Linked DNA regions of Homo sapiens: region 1 is linked to region 2. Evidence: read pairs that join two places in POLR2A ChIA-PET (ENCODE). Cell type or tissue: PC-9. All regions are shown on one strand.

Region 1 (4,000 bases), 450 kb before region 2:
GCGTTTCTGTAGCTTGTAAAAACCTTTTGAATCTTGATCATCTTTAGCTAATCAATCATTTCATCTGCTTGTTTGATACATGTGTTTTGTTTTTTCATCTACGATACTGGTGAAAGTGTTGAATGAAAGGGGAGGCGGTAGAGCTCTGTGGCATGCCTCTGGAGACCTTTTTTTTTTTTTTTTCCTAAAGGTTGCTCTTGCTCATTAATTAGAACTCAGGTTATGACTGTGTAGTGACAGGTTCACTACAGTCATTCCACCATCTGTTTCTTTCACTTGTGCAAGAGGAACTCACAAATATCTTCAAAGTTCTGCTGAAACTCAGATGTGCAAGGTCAAAAGAAGTGTCTTGACTAGCAGTCCAGGGCCCCTGTCTAAAATGAGGTCAAAGTTCAGCGTAACGATTTTTTTTTTAATTTGGCTAATTCTAAATAGTTTTTAGACTTCTATATACCATTAACAACTCTGGAAAATTAAATGTATCCATTGTATTATGTATGGGTAGTTCAAAGAGAAAAAAAGGGATGAAAAGACTGAAATACTTAGTCTTTAATTGGTGCAACTGAACCACTGGGAATTTGAATTTTTGTTCAAAAGTTGTTTATGGAGTGCTAGTTATGGGAAGCCTTTGCATTGGATTCCAAGCACAAAGACCAGGCTCTTAAAGTTCAAATGCCAGTGGGGGAGATGGGAGGCAGCCTAGATACCTGGGGGAGGAGCAGAGAGCGCTCAAGGGAAGCATCCAGCTCTGCTAGATGGCAAGTGGCAAGGAGAGTGCCAAGATGAGGAGTGTCTCCAGCTACTCCAGACTGTTCAGAGCTGTTTGCTCTTGGATGGGGAGAGGATGGGTGGGGCTAGGGTGGAAGGAACAGAAGTACACAGCAGAAAGCCAAAGAAGGCCTGCCATGTTCCAGAAAGTGCTAGTGGTTTTGGGTGGCCACAGGCAGAGGGTGGATTGAAAAGAGGGTGAGGCCTGAGCAGGAAATTGGCCAGAATGCTGGTTGCCCAGGCCTGGCTCTTCCTCAAAACCCATGTGGGGGTTGATTTTCAAAGCTTTTCTCTTGCCGGGCCCCACCCACAGGAATTCCAATCAAGTACGGATGAGAGAGTCTGTCTGCCCAAAGAAACCTCGTGCTCAGCCTGGCTGAGGAAGCCTCCGGGGGCTGCTGCACCAGTCAAGAGAGGATTGGTGGGGGTAGGGTTGGGGGCTGACTTATGGCCATGGCAAGGGGGCTGGTAGGCAGGGGCGGACAGGAGAGGGCTTTTAAAAGGCAGTCTTTTCTAGCACCTGGTGACTGTTGGGCTGTTGGGGTGGAGACACAGAGGGGTGCCCAGCACTGTCCCAGGCTTCTGACATGAGGGGCAAGAGAGCTAGGAAGGAGGAGCGTCGGCATCACTGGAGTTTGGAATTTATGAGTCTATGAGGACATTTAGGGGCTGACATCTTGGAGGCAATTGGAAATGTGGTGTAGAGCTCCAGTGCACGATCTGGGTGGGAGGTCTCAGATGCACAGGTGCCAGGCAGTTGCAGAAGCTGTGGAATTGGGTGGAACTCTCCAGAAACAGCCTATCATGAGAAGAGGCTGGGAAGGACCTTGGGAGACACGGACATGGGGGGCAGTGGGAGGGGCAGGGGAGCCAGGGGAGGGGCCCATGAGGAGCGAATGAAGAGGAGGAGGAAGAGAGGGGCATGGTGTGACAATCTGGCCTGGCTGACCTGGAGTGTGGACACTCCCAGTCCAGAAAGCGGTTCTAGGAGGGAAACACATGTCGTCCCATCTTGTCCCATCTTCCATATAAGTCTTCAAGTCATTTCTGTGGCTCATGCCAGAAGATCCCTCAGAAAAGCAGGCGGCGTGAGAAGATGCTGTTCTCATCTCACCTGTGTGCCTTGGGGGGGTGGCTGGCATGGTCTTGAGCTCATAAGGTTCAGTGGTCCCGAGCCTCTGCCTCAGCTTGGCGCCTTGGCATGGGGAGGGCACTCAGGGAAGTTGGGAGGTGGCCCTCTCTTTCCTGGCTCCGCTGAAGGGCTTGGCGAGCTGTTCCATCCCAGTCCACAGACTCCTGCCTCATGGGAAGGCCCCATATTCTGGAGGTCAGTTGACAGCTGGTTACATTGTTTGCATGAACTGCGGACTGCATCTGTTTGGATGAATGCTGTAAAGTTAACTCTTCCTCCAGTTTGAAGCATTGCTTTGTGGGTAGAGGAATGTGAGGGAGGAGGGGACAGGAATGAATGGGTGGAACTTACCCGGAGCTGAGTAAACTCACCGTTGTTTACTTACCAGGCTGGGTTTCAGCTGCAGGGCACTCAATGCCAGCAGAAGCACCAGGATCGCAGGGTGTGGGCGGCCTGGGGTACTGGGCTGAGGAGTCACTGGTCTTCAGAAGAGAAGCCGTCAGTGGTTACGTATGTCCTAATACTGCCTGCCATTTAATACCACTTTTAGCTGAAACCAATCCTAAATTATAGTTAGGAGAGCACATGGACTCTCAAGTAGATGGTTGCAGTTCAGAGTTCAGGATTACTTTCAGGGCCAGATTCGCTTAACTAATACGGAGTTCAAACTAGGAGTCACAGGCCCTAGCTCTGCTGGAGTCCTGGTCCTTTGAGACTCTGTCTGCTGTTTGGTGAGTTATTTCTCTCTGGGCTTCAGTTAGGGGCTCTGTTAAACAAAAGGATTGATTGGCCTAGTGACTTTCACATTACTTCTCAGAGCCCAGGCTTCCTTGGAAGGCCCCCAGGGCTCTCAGCTCCAGCTCCCATCAGAACACCTCCACTTTCACCAGCTTCGCTTAGCCAGCTGTTACAACTTAATTTTTTTTTTTTTTTGAGACGGAGTTTCACGCATGTCACCCAGGCTGCAGTGCAATGGCAAGATCTTGCCTCACAGAAACCTCCGCCTCTCGGGTTCAAGCGATTCTCCTGCCTCAGCCTCCCAAGTAGCTGGGGTTAGAGGCATGCGCCACCACGCCCAGCTACTTTTGTATTTTTAGTAGAGACGGGGTTTCTCCATGTTGGTCAGGCTATTCTCAATCTCCCAATCTCAGGTGATCCACCCACCTCGGCCTCCCAAAGTGCTGGGATTACACACGTGAGCCACCGCGCCTGGCCAGAACTTCCTTTTGAAGTAGGCTTTCTGCAGCTCTAAAAAGGAGTTTGACAAACAACTTGGAGTAGATAATCAGTTCTGAGACTCTGTAGTGGCCAATTCTTGATAAATTTGGTAATTCATGTACAATTCTTTTGGGGGGCATATATTTTGATATTTGCCTTTAAAGATTAACATTCATTGTTCTGATTATGAAAGTAATAGGTACATATTGTAGAAAATACATCCAACTCTCAGGTGTCTCTTATGAGGATCCCATTCCTAATCCATTTTAATGAAGTAAGCTTCATGACGTTAGTAATAAATATTTTCAATAGCAGACCTGGGGTAGGAGCTGTGTAGCCCGTGGCAACAAGGATGGGTGTGGGTGTGTGTGCCTGAGACAGGCGTGTCTGTGTGTTTCTTTATGAGGCCTCCATCGTCCTATCTGCACAAGAGTGTGTGTCACTGCCTGCCAGGTCATTCTTCCATTCTCGTTCTCTCAAAACTTACACATCCATGTCACGTTTCGGCAAGCTTCTGCTTTTTGCTAGCTGTTAAGGATTAAAGCAACTCAAATGATTTAGGGGTAGTCATGATTGATATCCATCCAGTGACTTTTCTGTTTTATTGATTAAGTAAGGCGATTTATATTAACTAATAGATAGGTTCCTCATCCAGCATTGTCCTAGTCTAGTACTTGTAACTGTGAACTTTGTTTGTTTGTTTGTTTGTTTGTTAGTTTTTCTTTTTTTTTTTTCTTTTTTCTTTTTTTTTTTTATTGATCATTCTTGGGTGTTTCTCGCAGAGGGGGATTTGGCAGGGTCACAGGACAATAGTGGAGGGAAGGTCAGCAGATAAACAAGTGAACAGAGGTCTCTGGTTTTCCTAGGCAGAGGACCCTGCGG
Region 2 (4,000 bases):
GACTTGAAAAACAAGAACCAGATAGACTTAAAAAATGAACAAAGTAAATAATGAAGTCAAGCATGAGCCAATGTTGTTAAGTAGTAGAGGGGAAAAAAAAGTTAACAGTAGTATGACCGTATTAATAAATGCTTTCCTGAAAACTCACCAAATAAAGCAAACTTATACAGCTAATTTTCTATTTTCACATTGATTTCCATAATAAAGTTAGACATGTTTCCATGAAAACATGAATTCCCTACAAATCATAAATCATAGGAATTAATGCAAAAAAGATTCAATCACAAAATTAAATATAAATTCTGTCAATGTAGTAAGAATACTAAAGTAGCACATTCATTTCTGCCTTGGTCTTTATTTCCTTTCCTCTTATTAAAATAAATTTAACAGTATTTAACTACTGCCTCTCTTTAATTAAATTTTATAACCAAGACTCTCAAGAGGAGAACAGTACTGAAAGATATTAGAAAAAAGACTTCAGAATAAGAAAAAATAGGTTAGAAAAATTGACTTGGAATTTAGGAAAGAGGCCTTTGGGAAACAGGTTTCATAAAGGCTTTAACCGCAGAAGGTGATATTTTAAGGAGTTTCGGAGGGTTTTCCTCCCCCCATCATTCATTTACATCTATTCCTCAACTGTGACCCACTTTTTTCTAGTACCTCAAGAAAGTCTACTGGTTAACAAAAGACCTCCAAGGTCCTTCCAAATCTAAACAATCAACTTTTAAAAATAAGTGCTTGAGAATAACTCTGGAAGGATCCACAAGAACCAGAGATAAACTAGTTAGCTGAGAATACAAGGGAGAGGGTTCACTCAGTGTTTGCTATATATCCAGGAGGACCCCAGGAGTTTTGTACCATGTGCATTTATTGATTTTTTTTAATTTAAAGGACAATTCAATCATTTGTTGCAGTTTGATGCTGCATATGAAAAAATAACAAATATTATCCCTGACTTTAGAATTATGCATGCCACACTCAGGTAACAGCAAGAAGTGCTTTGGTAGAAAAAACAAAATAAGAACCATCGGCCATCATACAGTCATATTAGAATTTCAGAATGCTATTAAAAAAAAAAAACTAGCAATCTGCGAAACCAATAGCAAAGCTCATTTTAAGAAATATGTAATTATATATTCTCCCAAGTTCCACAGCTTTGGACCAAAGGCCCTATTTAATTGAAATCCTGAAACTGGGATTGAGGGCAGTTTTGGGGTATGTTTTCTCAAAACCTTTTCCCTAAGGAAACATCAAGAGAAACAACTTTCTAAAGTCCTATGCAGGCTCTTCAAAGCCCTATGTCTCTGAGCCCTGCCCCTTCCCAGGAAAGGTTCTAAGACCTAGAGAAACTTCTGGAACCTCATAAAAAGAGGAAGTAAAAAATACTGCTTTACTAAGCCCTCTGTCAGACCAGGCTCTAGACAAGCAAACTGACTCTAAGCTCCTGTTTTCCTGCTCTAACATCTGTATCTTGCCTACAGTCACCTAAAACACTGCTTTTAACATTTTACTCCTTTACTTAGAAATGTTTCTTGTTAGGTGTTTGTAGTTTGACAGTTTCTCGGGTGATTTTGATAAAACTCCCCTTCCTACTTGCTCTAAGAATCACTAGGAATCCTCTGCTTTAATCAGGCTAGATTCCTCAGGGCCTCACAGATATCCAAAGTTCATCTTCAGCTGGCCGCCTCATTTGTTTCCCACAATGATGTCACTCTTCTTAAACAATCCTTTTTACCCCAGGCCCGAATTTCACCTCTCTATCTTATCCACACGCTGCACAATTCAAAGACTAGCTGAAGTCTGTCCTCTCCAAAGCCTTTCTAGCTCTTCCAACTCTGACTACTCTTTTTCCTCCTCTCAAGATCAGCAGTGCTCCAGGTATGGCATACCATCTAGCCCCATTGCTCACCACTGAGTCATGAGTACGGTGCCCCAGCTGGTAAGAATGAATGCTCCTCAATGGACCATGCCTCACTCTTACATGGTGAAGGCATTTATATGCACCTTCAGAGACACAGCACACTTCTGACTTAGAGATACCACTGGTATTACTCTAATCAACGTCAGGGGCCTGGAGATACATCAAGCTTTATTATCATGATTAATTTTCAGATTGAAAGGGAGTAGTAGTTACAATAGGTTTTTCAAGAGGCACAAGGCCTAAAATTTGCATAATGTATTTTGTACTTCATGAGGGAGGTGGGGAATGTAATACCACTCAAAAAGAGATTTGGTAACTCCTGGAGTTAGGGTATAATTCTCATGAGGTGGGATAAAAGCACGAACTCAGTCAATAGTAGGGCAAAAGAGAGTCAATTCTTCAAGAAAATGACACTGCCCCACTACCTTGACCTTAGGCCCTAAATGTAGAAAACCTCATGCCTAATGAAGTACTATGATATTCAGAATGAATAGCTGAAAAATAACCAACAGACAGGGCACTTGTAAGTAACCACACAGCAGCCACAATCAACATCCACACAACCCACCATAAGCAATTTTTGGAACACAAAGAGAAAGGGCAAGATGACTTACACACCACAGACAGCACTGAAGAGGGCTTGCTAGGAAAAGTAATTTGGTATCATCAAGCTGTATACGTAAAGTTGACGGTATATAAATTATGCCTTGATAAAATTGTTTTTTAAAAAAGTAATCTGGTGACATGAGCTAGGGTATTCGCCTATGGAGAAGCAGCATGCAGTCCAGTAAAGTAAGGGGAGAGGGGTATTCACTAGGTTTTAATTGGCAGTTTCAAGATAGCAGGCACAAAACCTCTGGCACAGAAGCAGAAATGCCTCATGATGTTAAGACAGGAGAGTTCACTATAAATGATAAGAACTACCACAATATAGCCTTTGAAAAATACACACAAACATATAATAAAAAGTCAAACCAGGCCAGGCACAGTGGCTCACGCCTGTAATCCCAGCACTTTGGGAGGCCAAGGTGGGTGGATCACTTGAGGTCAGGAGTTTGAGACCAGCCTGGCCAACATGGTGAAACCCCATCTCTACTACAAGTACATAAAAAAAAATTAGCCAGGCGTGGTGGCCCATGCCTGTAATCCCAGCAACTCAGGAAGCTGGGGTAGGAGAATCGCTTGAACACAGGAAGCGGAGGTTGCAGTGAGCCAAGATCGTGCCACCGCACTCCAGCCTGTGTGACAGAATGAGACTCCATCTCAAAATAATAATTAAAAAAACTCCAAACCATAAAAAACTACTGAAATAATGAGAACCATACAGCTAGTGGCAATTGGGGATAGTTTCAGAGAAAGAAGAAATGGGAGTGGGTGGAGGCAGAAAGAAAAACAAATTAATACTTAAGACTGGTGATAACTGAAGAAAGCAGAACTGATGAAAGAAGGGAAGTCTTAGAAATCATTGCTATTGGCCAAGAAGCTTGGTTCACAGTCTCCAGGACATAAGGTCTGCTTTGGGATAGGTTCTTTAGAAGGGGGCTAAAGGACATTTTTCCTTTAATATCAAATGAGGGAAATCAAGGGAGCCACATACAAGTAAAAGAAAATAATGCAGGAAAAGAGAGGAGGTTGCTGAGAGCTTAGAAGGACCCAAAACAGGAGTTCAGGATAATATATCTGAAATTAACACTTATGACAACAACTATCAATTATTACCTTTAGTGATAGAATAAAACTGGTTATATCTTAATTACATCATAGGAAAACATTTCTTTCATTTTTTACTTTAGTCTCTCAGAATAAAGGGATCATGTCCCATATCATATTATAATGAAGTGAAAAAGAAAGGAATCAATTTTTGTTTGTATACCTGTTATATGCCAGGCACTTTATCATACACATCTCCTCATAATAACCTTGCAAAATAGTTCTATCTCCAATTTACAGATGAAGAAACTGAAGCTCAGAAAGGCTAAGAGCCTGCTCAAGGATATGTACTTTTCAGTAGTGGATGTGAGATTTGAACCTGACCCTAAAAGCCATACGTTTTACACAATATCACACTTCCTCTAAAAA

The links. ChIA-PET counts read pairs that join two places held together with the same protein. Peaks named below come from ENCODE experiments on the same cell type or tissue, not always from the same donor. Only the 100,000 strongest peaks of a DNase experiment are listed, where the experiment ranks them.
Region 1: POLR2A ChIA-PET joins it to region 2 with 6 read pairs; 1 of 35 experiments calls an interaction of 5 or more read pairs at or near these places.

What each region holds. Positions count from the first base shown.
Region 1 is chr15:52,286,810-52,290,809 of GRCh38, reverse strand. All of the region lies in intron 1 of MYO5C (myosin VC), which reads left to right. Among named protein-coding and RNA genes, the nearest start is that of MYO5C, 7.0 kb to the left of the region's middle. RefSeq lists an enhancer at 3,949-4,000. In PC-9, no CTCF peak of the experiment used is centred here; a DNase peak (open chromatin) is centred at 2,259; H3K4me3 peaks cover 580 bases; H3K27ac peaks cover 2,934 bases.
Region 2 is chr15:51,840,974-51,844,973 of GRCh38, reverse strand. The region is part of intron 1 of TMOD3 (tropomodulin 3); the gene reads right to left. Among named protein-coding and RNA genes, the nearest start is that of TMOD3, 13 kb to the right of the region's middle. In PC-9, no CTCF peak of the experiment used is centred here; a DNase peak (open chromatin) is centred at 1,943; H3K27ac peaks cover 2,720 bases.